Linked DNA regions of Homo sapiens: region 2 is linked to region 1. A link is a loop called in an ENCODE intact Hi-C map of the cell type or tissue named here. Cell type or tissue: breast epithelium. All regions are shown on one strand. Each heading gives the region's core, and the rest is flanking DNA. Links, peaks and the distances in the headings are about the cores only. Region 1 holds the start of FAM186B (family with sequence similarity 186 member B). Region 2 overlaps FMNL3 (formin like 3).

Region 1 (15,368 bases), core at 3,785-11,784:
CCAGCACTTTGGGAGGCCGAGGTGGGTGGATCACTTGAGGTTAGGAGTACAAGACCAACCTGGCTAATATGGTGAAACCCCGTCTCTACTAAAAAAAAAATACAAAAATTAGCTGGGCGTGGTGGCGATCACCTGTAATCCTAGCTACTCAGGAGGCTGAGGCAGGAGAGTCACTTGAACTCGAGAGGCAGAGGTTGCAGTGAGCAAGATTGTGCCACTGCACTCTAGCTTGGGCAACAGAGCAAGACTCCATCTCAAAAAAAAAAAAAAAAAAAAAAAAAAGAGATGTCTAACTAAAGTAAGCTCCTCCAACAAAACCAAGATAGCATTTCTTCTACGGTGTAGGTTTTGCCCAGAATTCCCGATACATGGAATGATAGCCCATACCAACAGTCATTGCTCCTTCAACAAAGCCTTGGGCTGCCACACACATGTGGATCAGATGATGCAACATTTTAGTATTTCCCCTGCTCTTCAGTTTGTATAATACATATGCAACAATTGCTGCAAAACCTGCCATTCCAGTGGGGATGAATGGTGCCTCTTTAGCTTTTCAAATAAGTTTGGATCCCTAGATTTTCATCATATGAAGGGAAACATCTGTATTTGTTGACACAGTGATTGCTTGAATAATCTCCCTAGAGCGAGAAAACCCCCTCACACACCAACCGGCTTCTGATCCCCACCTGTGCCTGTGTTTTTCTTGATTTATAATACTCCCGCTTTTTTGAGGAGACCATCATCCAGAAGCTTCCTGAGAAAGGGAGCAGTAAATTATTTTGGAACTTTGCGTTTTTGCTGTTGTCATTTTTCAACTGTGACCCTTGGATTGGTTGTTTGGCTGGGTAATGAATTCCTTCAGAATTATGAAGGCATTGCTACATGGTCTTCTAGCTTCTGACACTGCTGTGGAGAATGAGAAGTCTGAAGCCTTTTAATTCCTTGTCCTTTCTAGGTGACTTTTCCCCTCTCTGAACTTCTTGTTTCCAATGTTCTGAAATTGCAGTGATATGTCTTGGTGAGTGGCTATTATCTTCCATTGTGCTGGGCACTCAGTGCCCCTCACTTTTGGGGAATAATCTTGAATCATCCTATTGGTGATTTCTTCCTATTTTCTCTATTCTTTCCTTTTTGGAACTCCTATTACTTGGACAATGGACCTGTTGAACTGGTCCTTCTAATTTCTTATTTTTCTCTCTAGCTTTGCATCTTTTTTACTTTATTTTCTGGGAGATTTCCTCAACTTTATCTTCCCATTCTTCTGAGTTTTTCCATCTTTTAAAGGTTTTAATCACTTTCACTTTATTTTTATTCTCCGAATTGTCCTTTTTATAGCATATTTTGTTTCAGGGTTATCTTATCTCAGAAGCTGTTACTGATAGTTCTGTCATTTTTTTTTCTCTACATAATCTCTGCTCCAAATTTCTTTTTCTTTTGTTTTGGTCTCTGTCTTCTATATTAGATTCTTTTCTTGGAGGTCTTAGACTCCTTGGTTGTCTGCTCACACTTAAGGATGGGTCACCTAAAAGCTGACTGGAAGCATTTGTTCTCTGTTCAGGTGGTACATGGATGGGCTTGTCAGTCATGAGCTTCTTTTTTTTTTTTTCAGACGGAGTCTCACTCTGTCGCCAGGCTGGAGTGCAGTGGCGTGATCTCAGCTCACTGCAACCTCCAACTCCCTGGTTCAAGTGATTCTCCTGCCTTAGCCTCCTGCGTAGCTGCGATTACAGGCACGTGCCAACACGCCCGGCTAATTTTTGTATTTTTAGTAGAGACAGGGTTTCACCGTGTTGGTCAGGATGGTCTCAATCTCCTGACCTTGTGATCCACCCACCTCAGCCTCCCAAAGTGCTGGGATTACAGGTGTGAGCCACCACACCCGGCCAGTCATGAGCTTCTTTGCACAGTGATCTGGCTGGGAACTTCTGATGTCAGCATTCCTAGGTTTTCCTTCTCAGTGTGGTCAGACAGAGGAGATTGCCCATCTCTGGTCTGGCACAACCAATTCCATTTGCCATAGAGTTCTGCCGCTGCCTTAGGATCTGTCCTTCTCTAGTGTAAGTGAGTAATCTCTCATCCATCTGGCTTCCACTTCTGAAAATATTTTGCTCGTCTCTTCTCCTGTTTCCCTGTCCTTATGGATTTATGCCTTTAAAAATCCCTTGGCTACATGGGTTTTCAGTGGACAAATTTGGATGCTCATGTTCAATCTACCATTTTTTACCCAGAAACTTTAAGTATATTTTAACTGGTTTTAAAATAGTAGTTTAAAAATATACATATGAATATCAAATTTCTGGGTTCATGAAAACAGGCTTGTTGACATTAAATGACTTTATAATAGAAAGCTATCATGAAATTAAACTTATAATGTAAATGTGTACTAATAAAATATTGCTTTTTTTTGAGACAGGGTCTCATTCTGACACCCAGGCTAGAGTGCAGTGGTGTGGTCTCGGCTCACTGTAGCCTCTGCCTCCCAGGCTCAGGTGACCCTCCCACCTCAGCCTCCTGAGTAGCTGGGTCTACAGGCATGTATTACCACACTGGCTAATTTTTGTATTTGTTGTAGAGATGGGGTTTCACCATTTTGCCCAGGCTGGTCTCAAACTTCTGGGCTCGAGCCGTCTGCCTGCCCTGGCCTCCGAAAGTGCTGGGATTACAGGCGTGAGCCACCATGTCCAGCCAAAATATTGCTTTTGTTTTGGTTAGTGAGGGTCTGCATACAGCTTTGCTTGAGAAGGGGTTGGGTGATTTTTTGTTTGTTTGTTTTAAAGTTTGTAAACATCTCTCCCGGGCTAGCGATCACCAAACTATGGCCTTTGAACTGTGGTGAAGGTGTTGTAGCCGGCCACCAAGCTGCTCGTGTGAGAGGGGCTAAGAAGGACTAATGTCTACAAGAGGGAGCATCCCAGTCCCAGGGGAAAAGGGTATGCAAATAAAGGAGACTCACCATTGACAAAGGAAGAAGAGTTATTTCCTAACACCCTCCAGTACCTTCCTAATTGCTAGCCCTTTGCCCTGGTTGCCCACAATCCCTCCACAGTCTCGAGCATTACAAAACATTGCATTTTAAAAAATCAACTTTATTGAGGTGTAATTTACATATAATGGCAATTTTAAGTGTACAATACAATGAATTTTCACAGATGTATCCAGTCATGTGACCATCACCATCATCATTTCCTTTACTCAAAAACCTTTGTGCCCTTTTGCAGTCAGTCTCCTCCCTGCTGACCTGGCTTCTGGCATCTACTGATCTGGTTTCTATCACTATTGTTTTGCCTTCCTAGAATTTCATATAAGTGGAATTATATAGTTTGTAGGAGTTTGTATCTGGCTTGTTTCATTAGTATAATGCTTTTGAAATTTTCCATGTCATTGCATGTGTCAGTAGTTCATTCCTTTGTCATGTGAAGTGGTATATTTCATCACACGGACATACTACAATTTGTTTATCCATTCACCAGTTGATGGACTGTTGTGTTTGGGTTTTTTTCAGGTTTATCAATACTTCTGTATAGATTTATGTGTGGACATATGTTTTATAATAAATATTTAAATACTTAGGAGTGGGATTGCTGGGCTATATGCTAATGCATATTTTTTAAAAACCTGCTGGCTGGGTGCGGTGGCTCACGCCTGTAATCCCAGCACTTTGGGAGGTCGAGGCAGGTGAATGACCTGAGGTCAGGAGTTCGAGACCAGCCTAGCCATCATGGTGAAACCCCATCTCTTCTAAAAATACAAAAATTAGCCGAGCATGGTGGCGGGCACCTGTAATCCCAGCTACTTGGGAGGCTGAGGCAGGAGAATCGCTTGAACCCGGGAGGCGGAGGTTGCAGTGAGCCGAGATTGCACCACTGCACTCCAGGTTGGGCGACAGAGCAAGACTCCATCTCAAAAAAAAAAAAAACTGCCAAACTCTTTTCCAAAGTGGCTGTACATTCCCACCGGCAATATACCATATAAGAGTTTCACTTTCCCAAAATCTTCCTCAACACTTGGTATTGTCACACTTTTTATCATCTGACTCATTCTTATCAGAGTTGGGATCTCATGGTTTTAACTTGTATTTCCCTAATGCAATGACTAATAAGTTGAGAATCTTTTTATGTGCTTATTTGCCATTTGTATATTTTCTTTTTTTTTTTTCTTTTTGAGACACAATCTTGCTCTGTTGCCCGGGCTGGAGTGCAGTGGCACGATCACAGCTCACTGCAGCCTTGACTTCCCTGGACTCAGTGAGCCTCCCGCCTCAGCCTCCCAAGTAGCTGGAACTACAGGCAGGTGCCACCACACCCGGCTAATTTTTGTATTTTTAGTAGAGACGGAGTTTCACCATATTGGTCAGGCTGGTCTCAAACTCCTGACCTCATGATCCACCCACCTCAGCCTCCCAAAGTACTGGGATTACAGGCGTAAGCCATTGCACCTGGCCCATTTGTATAACTTCTTTCGTGATGTGTGTATTTGAATCTTGGGTTGTTTGTCTTCTTGTTGAGTTGTAGTAGCTCTTTATCTATTCTGGATACAACTCCTTTATCAAATACATGTTTGCAAATACTTTTTAGTCTAGTCAGTAGCTTTCAATTCATTTTCTTTTGTTGTTGTTTTTAAATAAATTCAGCTTTTACTTTTTTCCATTTGTAATTGTGATCATAATTTTTTTTAATTTTTAAAAATTTCAATAGGTTTTTGGGAAACAGATGGTGTTTGGTTACATAAATAAGTTATTTAGTGGTGATTTCTGAGATTTAAGTGTACCCATCACCTGAGCAGTGTACACTGTACCCAATGTGTAGTCTTGTTTTTTTTTTTGAGACGGAGTCTCGCTCTGTCACCCAGGCTGGAGTGTGGTGGCACGAACTTGGCTCACTGCAAGCTCTGCCTCCCTGGGTTCACGCCATTCTCCTGTCTCAGCCTCCTGAGTAGCTGGGACTACAGGTACCCGCCCCCACGCCTGGCTAATTTTTCATATTTTTAGTAGAGACGGGGTTTCACTGTTAGCTGGGATGGTCTCGATCTCCAGACCTCGTGATCCGCCCACCTCAGCCTCCCAAAGGGCTGGAATTACAGGCGTGAACCACTGCGCCCGGCCCCAGTGTGTAGTCCTTTATCACTCACCCCGCTTCCCACTTTTTCCTCTGAGTCCCCAAAGTCCATTGCATCATTCTTATGCCTTTGTGTCCTCATAGCTTAGCTCCCACAACTTTTACTTTAGACTCAGGGGGTACATGTGCAGGTTTGTTACATGGGTATATTGCGTGAATGTTGTGGTTGGGGGTATGATTGATCCCATCACCCAGATATTGAGCACAGTGCCCAATAGTCAGTTTTTCAGCCCTTTCCTCCTTTTCTCCCTCCTGCTTCCCGTACTCCCCAGTGTCTTTTGTTGCCATCTTTCTGGCCATAAGTACCCAATGTTTAGCTCCCACTTACAAGTGAGAACACGTGGTATTTGGTTTTCTATTCTTGCATTAATTTGCTTAGGATAATAGCCTCCAGCTGCATCCGTGTTGTTGCAAAGGACATTATTTCATTATTTTTTATGGCTGTCTAGTATTCCATGGTGTGTATGGACCACATTTTCTTTATCCAAAACACTGTTGGTGGTCATGTCATGGAATCAAGTTGATTCCATGTTTTTGCTATTGTGAATGGCACTGTGATGGATATGAGTGCATGTATCTTTTTGGTAGAACAATTTATTTTCTTTTGGGTGTATACCGAGTAATGGGATTGCTGGGTTGAATGGTAGTTCTGTTTTGTTTTGTTTTTTAATTTTTTTTTTTTTTTGAGACAGAGTTTCACTCTTGTTGCCCAGGCTGGAGTGCAATGGCACAATCTCAGCTCACTGCAACCTCCACCTCCCAGGTTCAAGCGATTCTCCTGCCTCAGCCTCCCAAGTAGCTGGGATTACAGCCACCCGCTGCCATGCCTGGCTAATGTTTTGTATTTTTAGTAGAGACGGGGTTTCACCATGTTGGCCAGGCTGGTCTTGAACTCCTGACCTCAGGTGATCCACCCACCAAGGCCTCCCAAAGTGCTAGGGTTACGGGTGTGAGCCACCGCGCCCGGCCAGTTCTTATTTTGTTCGTTTTTGTTTTTTTGAGACAAGGTCTCACTGTCACCCAGGCTGGAGTGCAGTGGTGTGATCACAGCTCACTGCAGCCTTGACCTCCCTGGACTCAGTGATCCTCCCGCCTCAGCCTCCCAAGTAGCTGGAACTACAGGTACATGCCACCATGCCTGGTTAAGTTTTGTATTTTTTGTAGAGATGGGGTTTTCCCATGTTGCCCAGGCTGGTCTGAACTCTTGAGCTCAAGTGATCTGCCCACCTCAGCCTCCCAAAGTTCTGGGATTACAGGCATGAGTCACTGCGCCCGGCCAATTTGAGATCTAACTTTTTTTTTTTTTTTTGAGATGGAGTCTTGCTCTGTCGCCCAGGCTGGAGTGCAGTGGCATGATCTGGGCCCACTGCAAGCTCTGCCTCCCAGGTTCATGCCATTCTCCTGCCTCAGCCTCCTGAGTAGCTGGGACTACAGGCGCCCACCACCACACCCGGCTAATTTTTTGTATTTTTAGTAGAGATGGGGTTTCACCATGTTAGCCAAGATGGTCTCGATCTCCTGACCTCGTGATCTGCCCACCTCGGCCTCCCAAAGTGCTGGGATTACAGGCGTGAACCACTGCACCAGGCCGAGATCTAACTTTTTGAGGTAGGCATTTAGTGCTGTAAACATTCCTCTTGGAATGTTTTCATTTATTTCAAAGAATATTTTGATTTCTGCCTTAATTTTATTGCTTACCCAAAAGTCATTCAGGAGTAAGTTGTTTAATTTCTATGTAATTGTGTGGTTTTGAAGATCTTCTTGTTTTGATTTCTATTTTTATGCCACTGAGGTGTGAGAATATGGTTGGCATGATTTCGATTTTTTTGAATTTATAGAGACTTGCTTTATGGCCAAGCATGTGGTTGATCTTGGAGTGTGTACTGTGTTCAGATGAGAAGAATGTATATTCTGAGGTTGGTGGTTGGAGTATTCTGTAAATGTCTATTAGGTCCAATTGGTCAGGTGTCGAATTTAAGTCCTGAATTTCTTTGTTAGTATTTTGCCTTGTTGATCTGTCTAATGCTGTCATTGGGGTGTTAAAGTCTCCCAATATTATTATGTGGTTGTCTATGTCTTTTTGTAGGTCTAGAAGTACTTGTTTTATGAATCTAAGTGCTCCAATGTTGTGTGCATATATATATTTAGAATAGTTAAGTCTTCTTGTTGAATTGAATCCTTTATCTGAGAGGGATATCCAATCTTTTGGCTTCCCTGGGCCACACTGGAAGAAGAATTGTCTTGGCTCAAACATAAAATACACTAACACTAACAATAGCTAATGAACTAAAAAAAAAAAACACACATAAAAAAACCTCATAATGTTTTAAGGCAGTTTATGAATTTGTGTTGGGCTGCATTCAAAGCTGTCCTGGGCCACATGCAGCCCATGGGTCACAGGTTGGACAAGCTTCCTTTATCATTATGTAATGCCATTCTTTGTCCCTTTAAAAAAAAAAAAAAAAAAACTTTGTTGGATTAAAGTCTGTTTTATCTAAGAATAGTGACCCTTGCTCTTTTTGAAGAAAGATCCATTTGTGTGATCTTTCTTCAACCCTTTATGTTAAGCCTGTTGGTATCATTATGTGTGAGATGGGCCTCTTGAAGACAGCAGACAGACAGGTCTTGTTTTTTCATCCAACTTGCAGCTCTGTGCCTTTTAAGTGGGCCGTTTAGACTGTTTACATTCAAGGTTAATATTGATATGTGAGATTTTGATCCTATCATGAAGTTACTAGCTGGTTGCTTTGTAGTTTCTATTATGCAGTTGCTTTATAGAATCTGTCAGCTATTCACCTAACTGTATTTTTGTGGTAGCAGGTATTGTTCTTTTATTTCCATGTTTAGAACTCCCTTAAGGATCTCTTGTAAGGCTAGTTTAGTGGTAACAAATTCCCTTAGCACGCTTGTCTGGAAAAGCTTTTATTTCTCCTTCAACTATGAAGTTTATTTATTTTATTTTATTTTATTTTATTTTTCAGATGGAGTTTCGCTCTTTCGTCATGCTGGAGTGCAGTGGCATGATCTCAGCTCACTGCCACCTCCGCCTCCCAGGTTCAAGCGATTCTCCTGCCTCAGCCTCCCAAGTAGCTGGGACTACAGGTGCATGCCACTGTGCTCAGCTAATTCTTGTATTTTTAGTAGAGACGGGGTTTCACTGTGTTAGCCAGGATGGTCTCGATCCCCTGACCTCGTGATCCACCCGCCTCGGCCTCCCAAAGTGCTGGGATTACAGGTGTGAGCCACTGCGCCCGGCCTACATTTTTATTTATTTATTTTTTTGAGACACAGTCTTGCTCTGTTGCCCAGGCTGAAGTGCAGCAGTGCAGTCTCAATTCACTGCAATCTCAGCCTCCTGGGTTCAAGCAATTCTAATGCCCCAGTCTCCTGAATAGCTGGGACTACAGGTGCATGCCACCACGCCTGGCTAATTTTTGTATTTGTATTTGTATTTTTTTATTTTGAAATGAAGTCTTGCTCAGTCGTCCAGGCTGGAGTGCAGTGGTGGGATCACAGCTCACTGCAACCTCTGCCTCCCAGGTTCAAGCAATTCTCCTGCCTCAGCCTCCTGAGTAGCTGGGATTACAGGCACCCACCACCATGCCTGTCTAATTTTTGTATTTTTAGTAGAGATGGGGTTTCACCATGTTGGCCAGGCTGGTCTTGAACTCCTGACTTCAGATGATCCACCTGCCTCAGCCTCCCAAAGTGCTAGGATTACAGGCATAAACCACTGTGCCTGGCCTAATTTTTTTTTTAGTAGAGACAACGTTTCACCATGTTGGTCAGGCTGGTCTCGAACTCCTGGCCTCAAGTGATTCGCCCGCCTTGGCCTCTCAAGTGCTGGGATTACAGGCATGAACCACTGTGCCTGGCCTTGTTCATTTTTAAAAATTACCTTTTTTATATATTTGTCTGACTAGGTTAGTTCAAAAGACCAAACTTCAAGCTCCAAAATTCTTTCTTCTCATGGTCCAGTCATTGATAAAGCTTTCAATTGTATTTTGAAATTCTTTAAGTGAGTTTTTCTTTTTTTTTTTTTTTTTGAGATGGAGTCTTGCTCTGTCGCCCAGGCTGGAGTGCAGTGGCGCAATCTTGGCTCACTGCAAGCTCTGCCTCCCGCGTTCACGCCACTCTCCTGCCTCAGCCTCCTGAGTAGCTGGGACTACAGGCGCCCACGACCGTGTCCGGCTAGTTTTTTGTATTTTTAGTAGAGACGGGGTTTCACCATGTTAGCCAGGATGGTCTCAGTCTCCTGACCTCATGATCCGCCCGCCTCGGCCTCCCAAAGTGCTGGGATTACAGGCGTGAGCCACCACGCCCAGCCTGTTTTTCAATTCCAGAAGCTCTGACTGATTTATTTTCAAGATGTTTATCTATTCCTTCATTTTGTGGATTGCTTTAGAAGTTTCTTTAGGTTGATGTTCAACCTTGTCTTGGATCTTGTTGAGTTTCCTAGCAATCCATGCTTTGAATTCTTTATCTGTCATTTCTGAGTTTCAATTTTGGTTAAGGACTAGACATCTAGTGCGATCCTTTGGTGGTGTCACTACATTCAGATTTTTCATGGTGCCAGAATTCTTGCTTTGGTTCTTTCTCATCTGGAGATGCTGGCAATTCTAATTTGTGTGTGGGGGGACAGAATTTTTTTCTTTTTATTTCTTTCCCTATAATATCGGTTTTTTTTTTTTTTCCACCTTCCCTTTCCCTCTCCCCTGCCTAGGGGGTAATGACTGTAGAGAATATTAGATTGGGTCTTTTGGCTTTGCTTCTATAGCCTTGTATACTATCAGCAGATTTTATATTGGGTTGTGTGGTTTGATGTACAGGCCAGTAGATGGCACTTATAAGTAAGAGCCAGCTGTGGCCAGCGTGGCTGGGTATATTCTTGATCCTTGTTTACTGGCAGAAGCTCTCTGTTGCCTCAGGCAATGGGCTGATCCATGGAATGCACAGTGGCTTGAGCTCCCTGCTCAGTCCCAGGAGGTAAGATGAGTGGGGCTGGACCAGAGCAGGCCTGTCTACAGGTCCCTCAATGGCAGGCACAGCACCAACACCAAGGGAGAATCCAGTGGGCTGCCACCCAGTGCCCAGAGGTGTTGCTAGTTGTTGAGTTGGGAAACCTCCTTGGCCCCAAGTTCTATGCACAAGGAACCAGGGTGGCCTAAACTCCTAATCCAGGAGAGTGCATGCTCCAGGTGTCTGAGTGTGGAATGCAGAGGGCACTGCTGCACCACAATCTCTACACAGGGAGGGTGGGGTGGCAGGCTGCTAATTCATGTGAACGGATGCTCCGACTGCCTAGAGATCTGTCTGGGCATGGGGTGGATAGGGTGCCTCTTCACCATGGTCTCTATACAGGAAGGGTGTGCCAACTCAGACTGCAAATGCAGGCAAGCAGGTGCTCCAAATTCCTGAAGATCTGCCTGGGTGTGGAGCAGAGTGAGCCCCACTTCACTAGAGTGTCTGCACAGGAAGGATAGGGCAGCTCAGGCTGCTGATCTGGGTGAGTGGGTGCTCCAAATGCCTGGAGATCTCCCTGAGTGTTGAGCTGAGAGGGCCCCACTGCACCATGATCTCAGGAGAACAGTCTAGCATACCAAGCAATAACTCACTCAGACCAGTCCACAGGTCACCAAGCTGACCCTGGTTGCATCTTGTTGCCTAGGAGAAACCACAGCTGTAGCAGTCCCTTTCCCACCCCAGTCCTGTGACAGGGAAGAGCACATTGCCAGCACCTACTGCAAGGTGCTTTCTACAATTCTGGCTGTAGAAACCTCTATGCACCTCGAGAGCAGGCACTCCAATCTCTGGCCCAAGACTAAAATGCCTGTGTGGCCACGCTACTGTGTCGCCAAAGAATGACTAACTTTGTATGCCTGGATTAAAAGTGGCATCCTGGGCCTGGGAAATGCCTACAGCTTTTCCCAGTGTCTTTCCTTCTCAGTGTCTCCAAATATCTTCTCAAGTTACCTCCAGGACTTGGGAGAAACAAAGTGCTCTCCCTTGGCCTCTGTTGCTTGTATCTCCAGTGGAAAGGGCACTTTCCCAAAGTGCCCTTTCCACTGGATGGAAAGAGCCTGTCTGCCTCTCTCATGTACTGGGGCTTCACTCACTTTTATGAGCCAAATGCCATCACGGGGGCTGTTTGCCTTTGTTTTCCTCCCTGAGACCTAGGGTGTTCTTCATGATTCTGTTGGATTCCCATTTTCTTTCTTGAATTAAAGCCCACAGAGTTGATCTTTATGCACTACCTTGCAATTTCCAAGTGACTGAGGCACACTAACAGCCCCAAATCTGCCATCTTGGGGAAAAAAAAGGTTTTTGGTTTTTTTTTTTTTTTTGGAGACGGAGTCTTGCTCTGTCACTCAGGCTGGAGTACAGTGATATGATCTCAGCTCACTGCAACCCAGGACTCCTGGGTTCAAGCAATTCTCCTGCCTCAGCTTCCAGAGTAGCTGGGATTACAGGTGCACACCACCACACCCAGCTAATTTTTATGTTTTTAGTAGAGACAAGGTTTCACCATGTTGGCCAGGCTCATCTTGAACTCCTGACCTCAAGTGATCCACCCGCCTCAGGCTCCCAAAGTGCTGGGATTACAGGCATGAGCCACCGCACCCGGCCAACTTTTTTTTTTTTTTTAAGGTATGAAGTCTTGCTAAGTTGCCCAGGCTGGACTTCAGCTCCTGCAGTCAAGCAATCCTCTTGTTTCAGCCTCCCAATCAATTCATTTTCTTTTATGTCTATATTTGTGAGCAATATTAGTCTGTAGTACTTTTTTTTCTTTTCTTGTCATGTTTTTCTGGTTTTGGTACCAAGATAATGCTAACCTCAGCTGGGTGCGGTGGCTGATGCCTGTAATCCCAGCACTTTGGGAGGCCAAGGTGGGTGGATCACCTGGGGTCAGGAGTTTGAGAGCAGCCTGACCAACATGGTGAAACCCCATCTCTACTAAAAATACAAAAATTAGCTGCGCGTGGTGGCACGCACCTGTAGTCTCAGCTGCTAGGGAGGCTGAGGTGGGAGAATCACTTGAACCCAGGAGGTGGAGGTTGCAGTGAGCCGAGATCACGCCACTGCACTCTGGCCTGGGCAACAGAGTAAGACTCTGTCTCAGAAAAAATTAAAAAATAAAATAAAAATAATGCTAACCTCATAAAATGATTTGAGAAGTGTTCTTTACTATTCAATTTTTTGAAAGAGTTTTTATAGAACCGTATCTTTTTTTTCTTAAATGTTTGGCAGAACTCACCAATTAAACTATCTGGGGCTGGAGTTTTCTTTGAGGGAAAGGTTTTTTATATTATGAATCCAATTTCTTTAGTAGATTTACGGATATTCAAAGCTTTTTTTTTCTTTAGTGAGCATCGATAGGTTACGTATGTTAAAGAATTTGCCCATTTCATCTAATTTACCAACTTTATTGGCATAAAGGTTTTTCATATTGCTCTCTCATATTATTCCCACTGTAGAGTCTGTAGTCTCTTATTCTTCATATTGTTAGCTTGTCTTCTCTCTTTTCTTCCTGGTAAATATGGCTAGAGTTTTATCAATTGCATTAATCTTTTCAAAACATCAGATTTTAGTTGCATTGATTTTCTTCTATTTTTGTTTGTTTTCTATTGGTCTCTATTCTTATTCTTATTATTTCCTTCCTTCTGCTTATTTTGGGTTTTTTTGTTCTTCCTTTTCTAGTTTTTTCCTCTAAGCACTGATTTGGCAGCATCCTCAAAATTGTGATATGTTTCTATTTTTGCTCGGTTCAAAGTATTTCATAACTTTCCCTGTGATTTCTTTTTTGACTCAGGGTTATATGGAAGTATGTTGCTTAATTTGTAAAATATTTGGGAATTTTCCAAAGATCTCTCAATTATTGATTTATAGTTTAATACCATAGTGGTCAGAGAACATATTTTGTATTATTTTAGACTTCTTAGGGTAATTGATACTTGTTTTATGGCCCAAATTATGGTTTATATGATCATTGTTCCATATGCGTAGGGAATAATATGTGTCCTGTTGTTGGGTGAAGTGTTCTATGACTGTCAATGGAGTCAAGTTGGTTGATAGTATTTTTCAAAACCTCTATACTTTTTATTTTTTGCTACTTCTATCAACTCCTGCAAGAGAAGTGCTGGAATCTCCAACTATAATTTTGGATTTACCTATTCCTCCTTTCAGTTCTGGAAGCTTTTTACTTCATGTATTTTGAAGCAATGTTATTAGGTATATACACATTTAGAATTATGTTCTCCTTATTAATTGACATCTTTAGCATTATGGGATGTTCCTCCCTCTGTATGTTTGTGTGTGTGTGTGTGTGTGTGTGTGTGTGTGTGTGTGTGTCAGGGTATCTATCACCTAGGCTGGGGTGTAGTGGCGTGAACATGGCTCACTGCAGCCTTGACCTCCTGGGCTCAAGTGATCCTCCCATCTCAACCTCTCAAGTAGTTGGGATCCCAGGCATGCGCCACCATGCCTGGCTATTTTTTAAATTTTTTTGTAGAGCTAGGCTCTCACCATGTTGCCCAGGCTGGTCTCAAACTCCTGGGCTCAAGTGATCCTCCCACCTCAGCCTCCCAAATTGTTGGGATTACAGGCGTGAGCCACTGAGCCTGGCTTCCATTTGGTTATTGATTGGCTCTAATTTTTACAAATTTAAAATATTTTATTCAGGAAAATAACTTTTGCTAATTGCTTTTTCTTATTTGTAGACATTAATGTTTTGTTTGGGAGCATAACATTTAGTAATTTTTAAAAAGCAACAAGTAGGCCGGGCACGGTGGCTCACACCTGTAATCCCAGCACTTTGGGAGGCTAAGGTGGGTGGATCACGAGGTCAGGAGATCGAGACCATCCTCGCTAACACAGTGAAACCCCGTCTTTACTAAAAATACAAAAAATAAATTAGCCAGGCGTGGTGGCACGCACCTGTAATCCCAGCTACTCAGGAGGCTGAGCCAGGAGAATCACTTGAACCCAGGAAGTGGAGGTTGCAGTGACCGAGATCACACCACTGCACTCCAGCCTGGGCTACAGAGGGAGACTCCGTCTCAAAAAAAAAAAAAAAAAAAGAAAAGGCAACAAGTCAAGTAAATATATGTTAGGTAATGGACAAAAAGCTAGATAGTGGGGAGTCTCATCTCCTAATTCTTCTAATCAAACTGATGATGTCACTGGGGAAAAGAGGATCAGTTGGAACCTGGTGTTTGGCAGTTACCAGAGGAGCTGTGCCTGGGCAGAGGGTACCCAGGAGACACCCTGGTGCCCTTAACCTCCAAAGCAGGCAACATTGTGTGTCCAGGCCTGTGGACCAGAAACACAGGATGTTTTGTGACTGACAGAGTGATCCAAAATGGAGAAGGATGACCCCCCACAGTTGGTGACTCCCACATCAGTGAAAGCCATCATCCTGAGGATTGAGGCTGCCCAGCTAACTCGGGCTCAAGAGGTAGCCCCTGAGATGAAGGAATCACTCTTACATTGGGATCTGATGCGGAGACTGGGGGCTGATCCCAGGTTTGAGTGAGATTCCAGCTCTGGGTCCTCAGAGGCCCTGGGATATTCAGCAACCTGGGTCTGCAGACAGATTAGTATAAATTATCTCTCTCCTAAACTTGGCATATACAGGGTGAGCTGAAAGCAACCACCCGCCTGAGGCAGGGCTGGGGCCCGGGAAGGGGGCAGGAAGCTCGAGGATAGCCCTGAGGCACATCGTGGTGGTGTGGTGGGTTTTAGAGGGCAGGAGAAAGGACCCAGAATCTGTTCTTGGCAACCCTCCAGAATCCCCCAAGCTGAGCCCAGGAAGTTCATAGGGGTTGGGGAAATGTCCAAAGGCTCAAATCACCCTGTACACGAGGCTCTAGTACATTTTTTACTTGAGCCTCTGATCCTAGAGTTTCTTGGGGCCTCACTTTTCCAAGCTTCTGTTGCCTGTGGATCCTTGTGAGGAAAGACATCCAGAAACCCCCAGCAACCTCTGAAATTCTAAAGAAATGTTTGCTGTGGGGTTTTGGTGTTCTATACTTTCTTGACCTTCTTAATAATCACAATGATAATAAAAGCTACCACTTTTGTGTAATGTGCCAGGTACTATTAAAAGCACTTTAAAATATTTAATTCATTTAATCCTTACAGAAACCCTGTGACATAGGTACTATAATGATTCCCACTTTAAATATAAGAAAACTGAGACCCAAAGAGGCTAAGCGACTTGTCCAAGGTCACGCTGCTAGCATGTGGCTTCTGGCT
Region 2 (15,368 bases), core at 4,238-12,237, 66 kb before region 1:
GGGATTACAGGCGCCCGCCACCAAGCCTGGCTAATTTTTGTATTTTTAGTAGAGACGGGGTTTCACCGTGTTGGCCACGCTGGTCTTAAATTCCTGACCTCAAGTGATCCCCCTGCCTTGGCCTCCCAAAGTGCTGGGATTACAGTTGTGAGCCACCGCACCCAGCCTTAAATAGAAATATTATTTGAAGGCCATTAACTTCTTGAATCAGAGATCTGGTATTGAGGAGCCTAACAAAAATATTTAAGAAATAAGAATTATTGTTGAAGGGTAGAGACTGTTTTTCTGTACCTTGAAGTTGTAAAGTCACTGAACAGCACGTACTAGTCACCTTTCTTTTATACTCAATAATGTTGGCCTAGTCATGACCTTTCCACAGGCTTTAGGGACCTCCAGGTACTGGGGTAATTCTTGGCTTTTGTTGGCCTGCCCTTTAGCACATTTTGTCTCTTGTGTAGCCATGGAGGGACATTATTATTATTATTATTTTGAGACAGAGTCTCTCTCTGTCTCCCAGGCTGGAGTCCGGTGGCACCATCTTGGCTCACTGCAACCTCCACCTCCTGGGTTCAGGTGATTCTCCTGCCTCAGCCTCCTGAGTAGCTGGGACTACAGGCGCGTGCCACCATGCCCAGCTAGGGATATCGCCATGCAGCTTAGGCTGGTCTCGAACTCCTGGGCTCAAGTGATCTGCCTGCCTCAGCCTCCCAAAGTGTTGGGATTACAGGCGTGAGCCACTGCTTCCGGCCTGGACCTTATTTTAAAACTGGGGGCGTTTACCAAGGGTAAAACCATCATACACCAGCTGAGGTTGAGACCTGTGCTCCTGGGATTTTATTGAACTCTGGGGTGGTAGAGTTGCTGTTATATGGGCTCATTTCGTAGACTTGAGATCACATACTCCTCTCATTTCAATGCCAGCCCTGAAGTGAGGCCCAGACAATGTTCTAGAATGGATGGGCCAGAGATATCTGACCAGGAAAGAGCATCTTTGTTTGGACCCCTTCTGTGTCCAGAGTATGCTTGGGCCCCTTACTTTGGACAGACTTCTCGTTTGTGGTTGTGGTTATTTTGTTTTTACTTGCCACTCAGCAGAATCAACCTCATATAAGCACTCATTATCCTCAGGCCCTTGGCAGGCAGGACACTTGGTGAATCTGCTCCCTCATGAAGTGCTCACGTCTGCAGATTATTTTCTGATGGCATCTGTCATGAGTTCCAGATTGATGGTCCAATAGCAGCTATGAATTGCTCCCTTTGGGCTTGTTTAATTATTGCTGGCATGGTGGCTGACTAAAGAATTAAGAATCTCTTGTGCATTTATGGGGCAACAGGTCGCGGTGGCGTCCCAAAGCATTTATCTGTCATTTCTCTAGAATGTCCTTGTTAAAAGTTTTGAGCATCATCTCAGAAGCTAGAGGATAACCAGCTAGACAATGTCCAGTAGAATTTGGCTTCTCAGTTGATTCTTTCCAAGAATTGTAAAGAAAGCATCTAGTACTTGTTGCCCACAGATCCAGGGAAATGTCAAGTTGGTGTCATAACAGTACAAAAGCACTACCAGCTGCTTCTGATTGTCTTGGAGGCAAGAGGGCAGAGAGAGCCTTATTTTGTGGCAGGGCGGCTAAAGAATCACATCAGCACTCAGGAGGGCCTCTGAGGTGGTGAACTGAGAATGGTTAAGGTGTCATTTTCCCTGCCTAGAAACAGAGAGGGGGCAAGATAGCAGCCCTCAAAGACTCAGCAAGTGTAGCCTAGTACTCATGCACTCAGCAAGTGCTTAGAATTGTGTTAAGAGCTGGAGAAAGGTGACTAAGACAGTCATCCTGCCCCCAGGAGTTCAGTCTAGAGGGGGAGACAAACACATTAAACATGTAATTATAACATAAAGCTGTCTAAGTGCAGTTCTGTAGAGATGCAGGAAGCATCGGGAGAGCACAGTAGAGAGGTGGGGCTTGGGGAATATTGCCCAGAGAAGGAAATCTCTGCTGGCTAAAAGGGTATTTAGGAATAGGACAGAAGTTTGGAAAAGAAAGCATTCCAGGTAGAGAGGACAGCATGAGCAGAGGCATTAAATTGAGACAGCATGATGTGTTCAGAGAACCCTCTCAGAGCTGCTCAGTGCCGTTGAAGTGTAAAGTGTAAGGCAGAGACTCGTGGGAGGCAGGGCTCAAGTGGTAAGGAGGGCTTTGAATGCCATGTGGAAGAGACTGTGCTTTATGTGTTTCATAGTCAGATTGTGAGTTGTGGGTAGGTCAGTCTGGCAACCATGGGAAGGAACCAGAATTGGAGGTAGGCAGCTGAGTGGAAGGCCTTGGCTCTGTGGTGGTGATGATGGGAGCCTAAACTGGGACCAGTTTGCACAATGGAGATGATGGGACAGTCAAATAAATGTTAACTATTAATAAATAGTTAAATTTTCATGACTGATTAGATTTTATTTCAATTTTTGATGGCTGATTAGATTTTACATTGTGAGGATAGAGGTGAGGGAGAAGGGAGGCATTGAGGATGGCACCCAGATTTCTAGCTTGCTAGATTAGAGTTAACTACTCTAACAAGGGAACACAGTAGAAGAAATACCTTAGAAGGAAAAGTGATGAGGCCACTTTGAGACACATGAGGTTGCAAAGCCTGTGGAAGTCTGGGTGGAATGTCTAATGGGGGTTGAGTATTTAAAGCTGAATCTCAAAGGAGAAGTCTGGGATAGAAATACATATTTGAGAGTCATCTATGCCTACTGTCAATAAAAATGTGAGCTTTTCTCCAGTCTCACAGCACAGCCCTTCAGTGATGGGGAGGGACAACTCCTAGGACTTATGTAAGGTCACAAGGAGAGAAGCACAGTTGTTGAGAAGAGTAGTTAGTTGAGGGGGCCAAAAACAGATTTGTGGCAGAAGTGGACCCGAGGAAGTTAGGAGACAGTAGGGGAAGTGAGGAATCTGAGATGAGGCGGGAACACTAGAGATAACCTGGCAAAATCTCTCCCATATCTCTCCACAGATAACAAAACCCTGGCCCCAAAAGGTTAGAATTGTCCCAGATCACTCAGCTGCTCAAATAGCAGAGCAGCTTAGTGAGTCGACTTCATTTCACTAAGTTCTGGTCTCAGTTTTCCTGTGAATCCCCTGGGTGGCTGTTGGTTTCTTGATTTTATCTTTTGAAGGGGCAAGGGTACAACTGCTCTAACCTACAGAATTATTAGATCACATGAGATGAGGGAATCATACTTTACGTATGTTTAACCTATACTATTCAACTATACATTTATACTCTTTTATATATTTTAAAGTACTATGAAATTAGGCTGGGCAGAGTGGCTCATACCTGTGATTTCAATGTTTTGGGAGGCCAAGGCGGGAGGATCAATTGGGACCAGGAGTTCAAGACTAGCCTGGGCAACATAGCAAGACCTTGTCTCAACCAAAATAAAAAATTAAAATAGGCAGCCATGATGGCACACACCTGTAGTCTCAGCTACTTGGGAAGCTGATGTGGGAGGATTGTAACAGTCCAGGAGTTCAAGGTTACAGTGAGTTGTGGTTATGCTGCTGTACTCTGTCTCAAAAAAAATAGTATGAGGGCCAGGCACGGTGGCTCACGCCTGTAATCCCAGCACTTTGGGAGGCCGAGGCAGGTGGATCACGAGGTCAGGAGATCAAGACCATTCTGGCTAACACAGTGAAACCCCGTCTCTACTAAAAATACAAAAACTTAGCTGGGTGTGGTGGTGGCCGCCTGTAGTTCCAGCTACTTGGGAGGCTGAGGCAGGAGAATGGCGTGAACCTGGAAGGCAGAGCTTGCAGTGAGCCAAGATCTAGCCACTGCACTCCAGCCTGGGCGACAGAGTGAGACTCTGTCTCAAAAAAAAAAAAAAAAGGTTGAAATTGTATTTGTATTTTGCGTATGTACTTAGAAGCTAACTTGAGTCAAATGTGACTCCTGGAGTAGGTCATTCCAGTTACCACTTACAGGGTCTTTCTCCTGCGCCAGGCACTGTGCAAAATCCCTTTTATTCATTTTTAAGAGGCAGATATTATCCATATTTTGTAAATGAAGACACTGAAGTTCAAAGAAGTTTCATAACTTTCCCTGGTTGGGCACGGTGGGTCACACTTGTAATTCTAGCACTTTGGGAGGCCAAGGTGGGAAGATTGCTTGAGGTCAGGAGTTCAAGTTCAGCCTGGGCAACATAGCGAGGCCCTGTCTCTACAAAAAAAAAAAAAAATTAGCCAAGCGTGGTGGCACATGCCTGTAGTCCTAGCTACTTGGAGGCTAAGGTGGGAGGATCACTTGAGCCCATGAGTTTGGGGCTGCAGGGAGCTATGATCGCACCGCTGCACTCCAGCCTGGGCAGCAGAGTGAGAACTTTCTGACTGTCTCGTGAAAAGTAACAGGATTCAAATCCAGTCATCCCTGATTCCAAAGCCTGTGCTGTACTGGAAAGTTTAAAATGCTACTCAGGCAGGGCGCAGTGGCTCACGCTTGTAATCCCAGCACTTTGGGAGGCCAAGGCGGGTGGATCATGAGGACAGGAGATCAAGACCACCGTGAAACCTTGTCTCTACTAAAAATACAAAAACTTAGCTGGGAGTGGTGGCAGGCATCTGTAGTCCCAGCTACTCAGAGAGGCTGAGGCAGGAGAATGGCGTGAACCCGGGAGGCGGAGCTTGCAGTGAGCTGAAATCGCGCCACTGCGCTCCAGCCTGGGCGACAGAGCGAGACTCCGTCTCAAAAAATAAAATAAAATGCTACTCAGATGTAAGAATTTGTCACTAGGTTGTGTCCAAGAGGACAAGTTTCCTTGCATCTGTACTGTGCACAGTCTCTCTCTTACTCTGTGAAGCCTTGAACTTCAGATGTTCAGCACACATACTCATACTTGGTTCAGCTGGTTTCACTCAGTTGTGCAGAATAGGGAAGCATTGTGTAATGATCAACCAAAGCCAGTCAGATAAATCAAGTTGGACCTTCTCAAGTTAGAAAAAGAGATTTGTTTTCTTTGTAAGGAGATGGGCGAACATGGTAGAAAACCTTGTATGTTGGAGGCCACACGTCTGGGTTTGAATTTGGGTCCTGCTACTTTCTGTGTAACCTTGAGCCAGTTGGTCTCAGATTCTTAATTCCCTCAGTGGTTATTGAGAATAGTAAGTGAGAGAATGTGAGAAAAGTGCCTGGCATATAAAAGATGAGTAGTAATGTTTTTCATCCGTGTTCTTGAGTGAATATAACACTTAGGACATCAGACATTTCAAGAAGCAGAGAAGATTTGGGTCGTGGGGAGGGAACTCTCAAAAGGTTAAGTCTAAAGAGGTGTTTTTTCCTAGCTGTACAATCAAACGAGATGTAAAAAAGCTGGAACAACTCAAAAATAGCATTGGGCTGTGGGTAGCCTAGACCTCTATGTCAAGTTCTAGCCTTCAAAGCGTGAGAGGGGACAACATTGGGAGGACAGCTCATGGATCTAGAGCAGACTGAGGTTATTATGATTCCTCCCAAAAGAGGATAGAAGCACTGAGGCGCTGAGGATGTACCTCCATTTGAAAGCAAGGAAAGGCAGGACTTGTAGAGCCTCTCCCTAGCTGATACAACTTGTGACAGATGTGTGCCTGTGCCAGACCTCAGTTTATCTTTCTATAAAGCAGGGGTCATGCCCTCCCACATGTGTCTGGAAGTAGGAAGGGATTCATTAAGTTTTATGGCTTTATAATAAGCTCTTAGATGTGTCATGAGACTCCTGGAAAGCCAGAGCTGGGCCCTAGGCCAGTGTACTGGGTGCTGCCCCCCAAAATGGCCTCTGCTGTCTCTTTGGGCAGCCCAGAGTATCTATCTATTAAGCTTTTTCTGTGTGCCAGGCATACTTGCTAGGAACAAGTGTATTCAAGGCAAAGTCCTCAAGGAGCTTATATTCTAGTTCAGGAAATAATATAAAATGTGAAAAATGAATAACAATATGAGAGAGAAGTGACTTTTCCATGAAATCTTGCAATTGAAGGGTCTAGCATCATCCTGGCCCAGAGTAGATGTTTATAAGCTTCAGGTTCCCCCTTGTTTGTAAATACAAGAGTTATCGCAAGGCAAAACAGGTCCCCCAGTTGGCGCAGTGCATGGTACATAGAAGACATGAATGTCACTGGGTGTGGTGGCTTACGCCTGTAATCCCAACACTTTGGGAAGTCAAAGTGGGTGGATTGCGTGAGCCTGGGAGCTCGAGACCAGCCTGGACAACGTGGTGAAACCTGTCTCTACCAAAAAAATTTACCCAGGCATGATGGTGTGTGCCTGCAGTCCTAGCTACTGGGGAAGCTGAGGTGGGAAGATCACCTGAGCCCAAGAGGTCGAGGCTGCAGTGAGCCGAGATCTTGCCACTGCACTCCAGCCTGTGTGATGGAGTGAGACCCTGTCTCAAAAAAAAAAAAAAAAAAAAAAAAAGACACAAATGCTGTTCCAAGAATGATTGAATATGAGTGCTAATGGGAGGTTAGGGCAGAAAACCCACAGAAATTCAGAGGAAGGAATGCACAGAGATCTGGGTTGTTTGGGAGAGGTTCCATGAGGAAGGTTGAGATGGTACTGATTGGTCCTGAAGGATGCATACAATTTGGAAAGGTGCAAAGAAGGGCTAATACGATTCATTGTCTCAGAGGAGACATTGTGAGGAGTTAAAAGCTTAGACTTTGGGGTCAGACTTGGGTTCAAATCCCAGATCCACCGTATGCTTGCTTTGTGATGCGGGGCAAGTTCCATGGCCTTTCCAAGCCTTCGTTTCCTTGCTTGTAAAATAGGGATAATGATAGTCCCTACTTCATAGGACTTTATATCATTGTTTTGAGAATTAGATGAGATAATTCATATAGAGTGCTTATCGCAGTTCTGTCAATAAATGTTAGCTTTTTTCATTATTACTGTTTTCATTTTAGTAGTGTTATTATTGTTATTATCCTACTTATGCCACCTACTTACTTAGCTCATCATATCCTTTATCACCCGACTTTTCTGCCTGCTGTAATTTCCTTATACATACTTTCATGCCTTTGTAGTAAATCACTTACAGACTCCTGGATTTGTAATGGTGTTTTGTGTTGCCAGTATTTGCAAATACTGTCTCCTTGCCTAGAATATCACCATCTTCCCTTCTGCTCTTGCCTTTGCCTGATTCCTTCCCGCTTGATGTTTAAGACTAATTCAAGGTGGGGCACTGTGGCTCATGCCTGTAGTCTTAAAATTTTGGGAGGCCAAGGTGGGTGGATCGCTTGAGTCCAGGAGTTCGAGACCAGCCTAGCCAACGTGGCAAAACCCTGTCTCTACTAAAAATACAAAAATTAACCAGGTGTGGTGATGAGTACCTGTAGTCCTAGCTACTTGAGGGGCTGAGGCAGGAGGATCACTTGAACCTGGGAGGTCGAGGCTGCAGTGAGCCAAGATTGTGCCACTGCACTTCAGCCTGGATGACAAAGTGAGACCCTGTCTCAAAATAAAAATAATAATAAAAATAATGCCGAGTGTGGTGGCTCATGCCTGTAATCCCAGCACTTTGGGAGGCTGAGGTAGGTGGATCACGAGGTCAGGAGTTTGAGACCAGCCTGGCCAACATAGTGAAACCCTGTCTCTACTAAAAATACAAAAATTAGCTGGGCATGGTGGTGCGCGCCTGTAGTCCCAGCTCCCTGGGAGGCTGAGGCAGGAGAATCACTTGAACCCGGGAGGCAGAGGTTGTGGTGAGCCGAGATCACACCACTGCACTCCAGCCTGGGCAAAGAGTGAGACTCCGTCTCAAAAAAAATAAAATAGGCCGGGCACGGTGGCTCACGCCTGTAATCCCAGCACTTTGGGAGGCCGAGTCAGGCAGATCATGAAGTCAGGAGATCGAGACCATCCTGGCTAACACAGTGAAACCCCTTCTCTACTAAAAATACAAAAAATTAGCCGGGTATGGTGGCGGATGTGTGTAGTCCCAGCTACTTGGGAGGCTGAGGCAGGAGAATGGTGTGAACCTGGGACGCAGAGCTTGCGGAGAGCCAAGATCGTGCCACTGCACTCCAGCCTAGGCAACAGAGCGAGACTCCATCTCAAAAATAATAATAATAAAATAAATCCTGTGACATTTCTTTCAGGAAGTCTTACACCTTACTTGACTCCACAGTCTAATTAGATGTTACCTCCTTGGGATCCCACAGTAGTGTATGTGCCTCTTTCACAGCAATGCTGTCTATACTGACCCCTGATTTGCATGTATACCTTTCCTCAGGATATGAACTTTCTGAATGTAGTGACCATACCCTATTTATTTTGATATCGCCAAATTCTAGCTTGTGCTTGACATAGAGTTGTTTCCCAGCTAAATGTTGAATAAAAAACCAAACTGAAAAAACATAGGTAGCATTATGTGTAATATTTACTATATAGGTTCTGATTTAAATGCTTTACATATATTAACTTATTTAATCATCATAGCAACACTATGGGGTAAGTACTATTATTCCTGCCTCCATTTTACAGGTGAGGAAACTGAGGCTTGCAGAGATTAAATAACTCTCCCAAAGCCACACAGCTAGTAAGTGGTGGAGCTAGGATTCAAACCCAGGTAGTGTGGCTTCACAGTTAGTGCTTTAACCACTACATTGTATGTGTGCCTCTAGGAGGGTCACTGAGATTTATGATAAACATATATATTGATTGTCCAAGAAAAGGTGAAGAAACATTAACCATAAGTCACAATTCCATGAACACATTTAAAAGTAATTAGTAAATGTGCAGAGACACTGTTAGGGGAGTGGATGTTACTACTGTCATTTATGAAGGATTTGCTAGAGATGGTAGATTTCACCTGTTGTGAATTGGAGGAGGAGCATGGCTGGCAATTCGAAAGGAGGTAATCTCTCTGGGGTACAATGGAGTAGAAAACTTAGGGACAGAAGGAATATACGAATGGAGAAATTCGATTTGCCCAATCTTTATTGCTCACCTATTAAAGTGCTAAACAAGCTGATGGTGATTCCTGTTCTCAGAAGCCTGTGTTCTAGCAGGTTATAAGAAGATGAGTCTGGTTAAAGAGAAGAGCAGGGAAGTGGCTTAGATTATGGCATAAACTGAAGTTGAAACTCAGAATGAAAAGTAGGAGTTTGCTGAGGGGAAAGCAATATATAAAGTGATTTGTGCTATAGGACATAAGACAGATTATAGATAAGAGAACTCAGAAATAGTAAGGACAGTGGTAAAAAGTTAAAGGATCCTCCCTTTCCCCAGTTAACCAGGAGACCAAATAAGGGACTTGGTGGTAGGAGTGGTAGGAGCAGGATCAATCACTTATTTATTAAGCACCTGCACATGATTCAAAGAAGGATAAGACGGCCCCTACCCTTAAGGAGTTTATGTTCTTTCTAGTTGTGAATAGAGAAAGCATATGCAAAAAAAAAAAAAAAAAAAAAAAACCCACTATGAAACATTCAATTTGTGCTAAAGGTCCATGGTATCAGTGTCCTGGTATTTTCTCTCTTGTTATTTCATCCATGTGGATTTCATTTCCAAGGTCACTTCATGGTCTAAAATAGTTGTTGAAGGTTCGTCCACTGTCTATATTCCAACTAGCTAGAAGCAGAAAGGAGAAAAGAAGGTTATATTCCCTCCCTTTAATGACATTTCTCAGAAGTTGTGCACACGACTTCTGTTTACATCCCACATGATCACATAGCCATACCTAAATGCAAGGGAAGCTGACAAACATATTAATTCTAGGCTGTCAAGTGTCCAACTCAGCGTTGGAGGTTCACTACTAAGGAGGAGGAGGAGAAGAGGTTGGGGGATAACAGGCAGGTCTCTGCCATTTTATTCTTTAAATGTGATTATGCTTGGAGCTCAAGAGAGGGGCTGATTATTTTAGGTTGGGTAGTCATAGAGCTACTGGATTTTAAGTCAGGTAGTAGGTAGTAGGTAGGGAGTCAGCAGATTGGGGAAACATCAATCACAAGCAAATCCTAGGGTTAAGGAATGGGAAGAGTGGCTGTCCCAGGAGAGAGAGATTCCATAGAGTGGGAGAGGATGAGGCTGGTCAGAGAAGCTGGGGCCAGCCTGGAGAGAATCTTACCTCAGAAGCTCTTACTGTAAGATGCTAAGAACAATAGGCCAAGGAGCTCAGGTTTTCTCATATAAATGATAAGGAGTCAAAAAAGATTTCTGAACCAAGGAGAAACATGATTTATCTTATGTGCTTGGAAGTTTGAAAGTTTCATTCATGTGCAGGATGGCAGGGAGGAAAGTATTGGAAGTAGGGATGCCAGCTAGAAGCTTATCCCAGAGGGCGGCAAGTGAACAGTAACGGCCCACCCAGGTGATGACAGTGGGAATGGAAGGGCAAATATAGATGAGAGACCTTGGGAGGGAGACTCACTGGGCCTGTTGGTATGAGGAGAAAGGGAGTTGTGACCCCAGAAATATTGTGTCCTCTGAGAGGTAGCACTGCCCATTGGGCTCCCCAGGTGGGAGGACAGAACCTCATGAAGAGAGGGAGGTCGTTGGTTGGCTGCAGGGAGAATGCGAGGCTCTGCCCCAAGACTCCTTGGCTTTGGAAAATAAGCTGCCCCCAGCAGAATACTTTCCATTCTGCGTAACTGGGGAGTGTGTGGGTCTGGCTAACCACGAGGAGGGGCCGAGGAGCCAATAGACAGATCAAGTTGCTGTGGCAGTAGCTTTTTACTAGGGCCTGGGTGCTCAGTTGGGAAGCGCTGACAGAAGCTCCTATCGGAGATTGTATATTTTTTGACTGGGCAGGCCAGAAAGGGTGGCCTTAATCAGGGTTTGGGGACCTCAGGGTTACCTGCAGAGGTTATCTCATGTCAGGTATGAGGCCAACAGTGTGGCAGAGGAAAGAGTTTGAGGCTTTACCAACTTTGGGGACATGGCCAATATCCTTTGCCTTCTCAGGATCCGGTGGAGGAATTCTCTAGGATGAAGAAGAGGCCCCGGGGGTATAATTGTATTTAGAAAAAGCCATCTCTTTGTTTGAATGATGCTGGCCTTTTAGGACCTCTCCTTCATCTGACTTCCCTGGTGTGAACTGCAGAGCTCAACCAGAGACATCTGGTGAATCCATTTCTTTTTCTTCCAGGCTGCTCAGGGACTTGGCCCGTAACTGCTCAGCAAGTCATTTCTGGTTACAGAGTCCTCAGTGACCACAAAAGCACGTTCTCCAGACATGGTTCCGAGCCTGTGAGAGCTGGCTTTTCCCTGGCAGCTCATCACCAGAGTGGTAGCTTCAATTGAACAAAACCTGCAAGGCAGATCTAAGATACTACAGACACTTAAGGAGCACCCATTTTTCTTATGCCTTTTGTCATGTGGTACCTAAGCAATTTGTTCAGATGTCTAAGAGGGCAGCTGGGGCCTAGAGAAAGCTGTGTAGCTAGACTTGTACTCACATGCTTCTGTGTGTGGGGTCACATAAGGAAGGAGATGAGTAGTAATGGGGAGCTGCCCTGGGGAGGCTGTAGAGTTTGGCAGGACCAGGGCTGGAGGCCTAGAGTCCAGGGAGGTAACTGCTGCCTTTCATCCTTTATATTCTTGAGTGCTTTGGTGTGGTGGTGGGGTGGTACAGCTGAAGTGTTTGCCCCTACTCTATCGAGGCAGGGCAGGGGGTTGCCTGTCCTTCTGGCCAAGTGTTATTGACTGTTCTGTGATTTCCTTTCTGCCACAGGATATAGATCTTTGCCCAGAACCTTTCATAGTTGACTCAGCCCATTTCAGGCTGTCTGTTTCAAGTTATCTTCTCCAAACCCGAGCTCTGGAGAGGAGGATGGGAGGGAGTCAAAGCAAGGAGAGCAGTCTTGAGCTTTGTCTCCCCAGGTTGGCAGCGAAGCCAGGCTTGGCCTTGGTCTGTGAGAGCTGCAGTGAGATCTGACCATCCATCTGTTCCATTTCCTCCCCTGTGCTACCCCAGCCAGTCACAAGGCTGGGGAAAAGTGTGGGTGTTTGGAGGGGCTGCCGTACTTCCCATGTCTGGACCTTTTAAAATTTTAGCTCTTGGACCTTTGATCAAACTCTCTGATTTTTTTTGATTCCCTTTTACAAAGGATTGCAGTTTTGAGGGGAGTTAGAAGGAGCTGTGCTGGAACAATGAGATAAACAAACAGTGACGTGGAGGCGGCGGCAGCAGCAGTGTAGGCAATGGGCTGGGCCGGCTGGCCTGCCGTCTGGGCGGGCTGGGTGGAGGAGGACTCCCGCCCTGCTCACTGGCCAGCTGGCTTGTGTTAAAGTGCTGGCTGAAAATAACTCTCATTGTCTAGGAGCTGCTACTGCGGCAGGACTGGCTGTGGCCGCCAAGGGGCCAAGGCAGCAGGAGCTGGTACCTCCCACCTCCTTGGGCTCTTGCCCTTTGGGAGCAGGGCCCAACTGGCCACAGCTGTGCCTACTGCCCACCAGTAGAGACATGTGGAGGCCGTTCCTTACACTCTGTCCTTTTGGCAGCTAGTAATGGGCCTTTGTGCCTTGTGTTGCCTGCTTTGCCACTGGCTTGGGGCAGATCTGTTGGTTTGTGAGGGGAATCCTAGTGGGAACATGGGAACATGGGGTGGGAACACTGTGTTACAGCTCCTCCTTCAGCAGTCTTCTGGACTCCCAAATTTTGTGTCCACTTGCCACTTTCCATCTTTGCTCATCTGCTCAATGAGCTGATCTGTGGATGCCACGGAGGACTTGGACCTGCGGTCAGGGGCTCAGCAGCACGTTGAGAAGTGTGTGGTGCCCAGGACAGCACTCATTTAATCTGTGGGGCAGTTCTAGATTCAGTTTCTCAGGACTCCCTGTCCCCATGGGCTGAGTGTGGGGGCTGAGGCTACCACACTTGGGAGAAGACAGCCATAGGAAACCTGGTGGGAGGTGGTTCAAGAGGGAAAACATTAATAAAACTACCTCTCACTTTCTGTATTTGCTCAAAACAAACAGCCCCTGCTGGAGCTTCCCTAAAGCCTCCAGTTTCTTTCCCAGGAACATTACAAACGTCTCTCTCCCTGTCTCTCGAAGCTATGCCATTTTGGTCTCTGTTCCTAAGATTTATCATGATAGGGACCAACAAAAACAGTTGGGAATTTTTGGTGGTTCCTATTTCTGTTTTTTGGGTTTTCCCCAGGCCTGGCTCAAGAAGACTGTCAGAGTAGGGGCAAGTCCCAGAGCAGAGCTCACAGCTTTGAAGGAAACTCCAAACCCTACCGGCATTTCCCTTCCCCTGCAGTGGGAAGGAAATGAGGAGGGGCTCACTGGGCTGGGGGTGCAGAGTGGGAAAGGGAAGGGAACCTCTGCCACCAGAGCTGCCTCCCTCCTTGGCTTGACTGGGGCTGTCAGGGGTCAGGTGGAGAGTTAGGAAACCTTGCTGGAGGGACCAGGCCTTGCTCACATGCACCCCATTGTGCAGGGAGATTTGCCTGGCCTCAAACTGGCAAACAGAGCAGCCTTGCTGGAGAAGCACCAGCTCCATGCCTTTCGGCTTCTTCCCATTATAGATTTTTATTATTAGATGTTTTGCTGGTTCCCTGTGATTTAGGAATCGGTCCCAGAGTTGCTTTCAGTTTGAGTTCATCTTCCCCTTTTCCTCACATCTCCTATTGTGACTGTTTTGGCTGTGACTTACCTCCCTTACTTCTTCCTTGGAGTCTCCTGCCATGTCCCCCACCCCTCAAGATAATGATACCAAAATTGGCGCCTAGTCTTAGAGGAAGCCAGAGCAGGATCAGTGAAGGGATAATGGATTGCTCTGTAGTCAGAGTGTTGCGAAGCAATTGCTGAAGGTGGGATGGAGGCAGAGAGAGAGAGACAGCCTAGAAGCAAGAGGGCAGGTCCCTCGGACATCAGAACATGACACAAGATTTTCGGGAGGAAGCAGGCGGTGAGGGGGACTGTGTTGAACACCCACAGTGTTCCAGACACATACAGACATAAAATATTTATCTTTTAATCCTCAGCTAAAACCCTGTGAAGTAGTGAGATTATCTCGTTTATGGATGCGTTCACCAAGGCTCCATAACTCTGAAGAGCCCAAAGTTGATCTTGGGCCCTCTGACTTCACCCACATTTAGTGCCCTCTCCTTTCCAAGACAGCCACTGCCTCCTTTCTGCTCAGCAAGGGTCTCAATGAGGAGTTAGCAAGAACTTAGCTCAGCTTCTGCCTTCTGGGAGCCTACAGTGTCTGTGGAACCACTGAAGAAAAAATGTCAAGGAAACAAACTTTTGACTGAGACCGGAACTGTGTCAAATTTGCTACTTTGCTGTCCCCGGAACTCAGGAAGTTGTCATTCCTAAGGGCAGAGAGGCTTCCTTAGGACATTGGAGCCCTGCCAGACTCACACACATTATCAGGTAGAGGCAAAAGCCCTGATGCCCTTGTCTAGCAGGAAGAGAACTGTCCAGGCCAGGCTCTGGTTTATGCCCCCTTGGCAGGTGGCTCCCACTGGCAGCCAGTGACCCGTTTCTTCTGAGAATGCTGGAGCTTGGGGGAATTCCCCTTACCCACCTCCTTCCCTATCACACTTCAGCCCAGAAGAAGCAGAGAAGTCTGAGACCACTGTCAAGAAAGTGCCACCCAAAGCTCAAGACAGGAGGATATGGCTATGGTCAGACCTACTTCATGCCTCTACCACCCGTTTCCATACTTTGGGATCATTCCTTCCTGGGGATCTAGAGTTTGACCAGGTCCCTGCTGTGCCTCTTCCATGCTCTTAGGCCAGGACTCCCCAAGGGGGTGACTTTGCCCAGTTTTTCAAACCGAGGGGACCAAGTGTTTCCTCATCAGTTCACCTGGTGGAGAAGTATGAGCCACAGCTGCTGACAGTGGGTGGCTGAGGGAGGAAGTTGGCATAGACAGGATGTGATGTCTGCCACAGCAGTGACAGGCTGCCCCCTCCTCCATTCCAGCAGCTTTCTTCCAGGGGAGACAACAGAAAACTATTTTCATGGCACAGACTTAGGAGAAATGGTCAGATGGCAGCGATGTGTTTAGGATATGCACAGAGCCAGGGCCAGTCCTGAGGACTATTTCTGCTCAGTTCTGTCTTGAGTTCATCTGGCAGCAGCCTGGCCACAGTTAGGCTGAGTTAGGAGATCTACTCTGGGTTGACCTTGAGTCCTTGTTTTGTTGAGGCCTCTTGCTCCTGTCCTGCTGTCCACACGGGTATGCTGAGATTGGCCTTAACAAAGTAGTTTCAGAGAGAACATTCCAGGCTTGTGTTTGACCATCTTGCCATCCATCCTACATAGACTGTGAGGAGGACTCAGCCTCACTTTCCTGTGGAAGTTCAGGCAGATGCATAGTGCAGCAGGAACCATGGGGAGAGGTATGATGTGGGGCTTTCTTCCCCTTCTTTGTTTCTCTCACCTGCCCCACT

Evidence for each region. Hi-C counts contacts between places; a loop is a spot of excess contacts. Peaks named below come from ENCODE experiments on the same cell type or tissue, not always from the same donor. Only the 100,000 strongest peaks of a DNase experiment are listed, where the experiment ranks them.
Region 2: it touches region 1 in a loop (27-fold over the local background); 2 of 110 quality-filtered maps call a loop at or near these places.

The regions. Positions count from the first base shown.
Region 1 is chr12:49,604,582-49,619,949 of GRCh38, reverse strand. It overlaps FAM186B (family with sequence similarity 186 member B), which reads left to right and starts at 14,311. Exons shown (of 7, transcript NM_032130.3): 1 at 14,311-14,568. The coding sequence starts at 14,473. It also overlaps the pseudogene HIGD1AP9. In breast epithelium, for the core only: no CTCF peak of the experiment used is centred there; no DNase peak of the experiment used is centred there.
Region 2 is chr12:49,670,584-49,685,951 of GRCh38, reverse strand. All of the region lies in intron 1 of FMNL3 (formin like 3), which reads left to right. Among named protein-coding and RNA genes, the nearest start is that of FMNL3, 29 kb to the left of the region's middle. RefSeq lists enhancers at 11,293-11,372, 11,423-11,512, 11,736-12,434. In breast epithelium, for the core only: no CTCF peak of the experiment used is centred there; a DNase peak (open chromatin) is centred at 11,181; H3K4me3 peaks cover 519 bases; H3K27ac peaks cover 2,726 bases.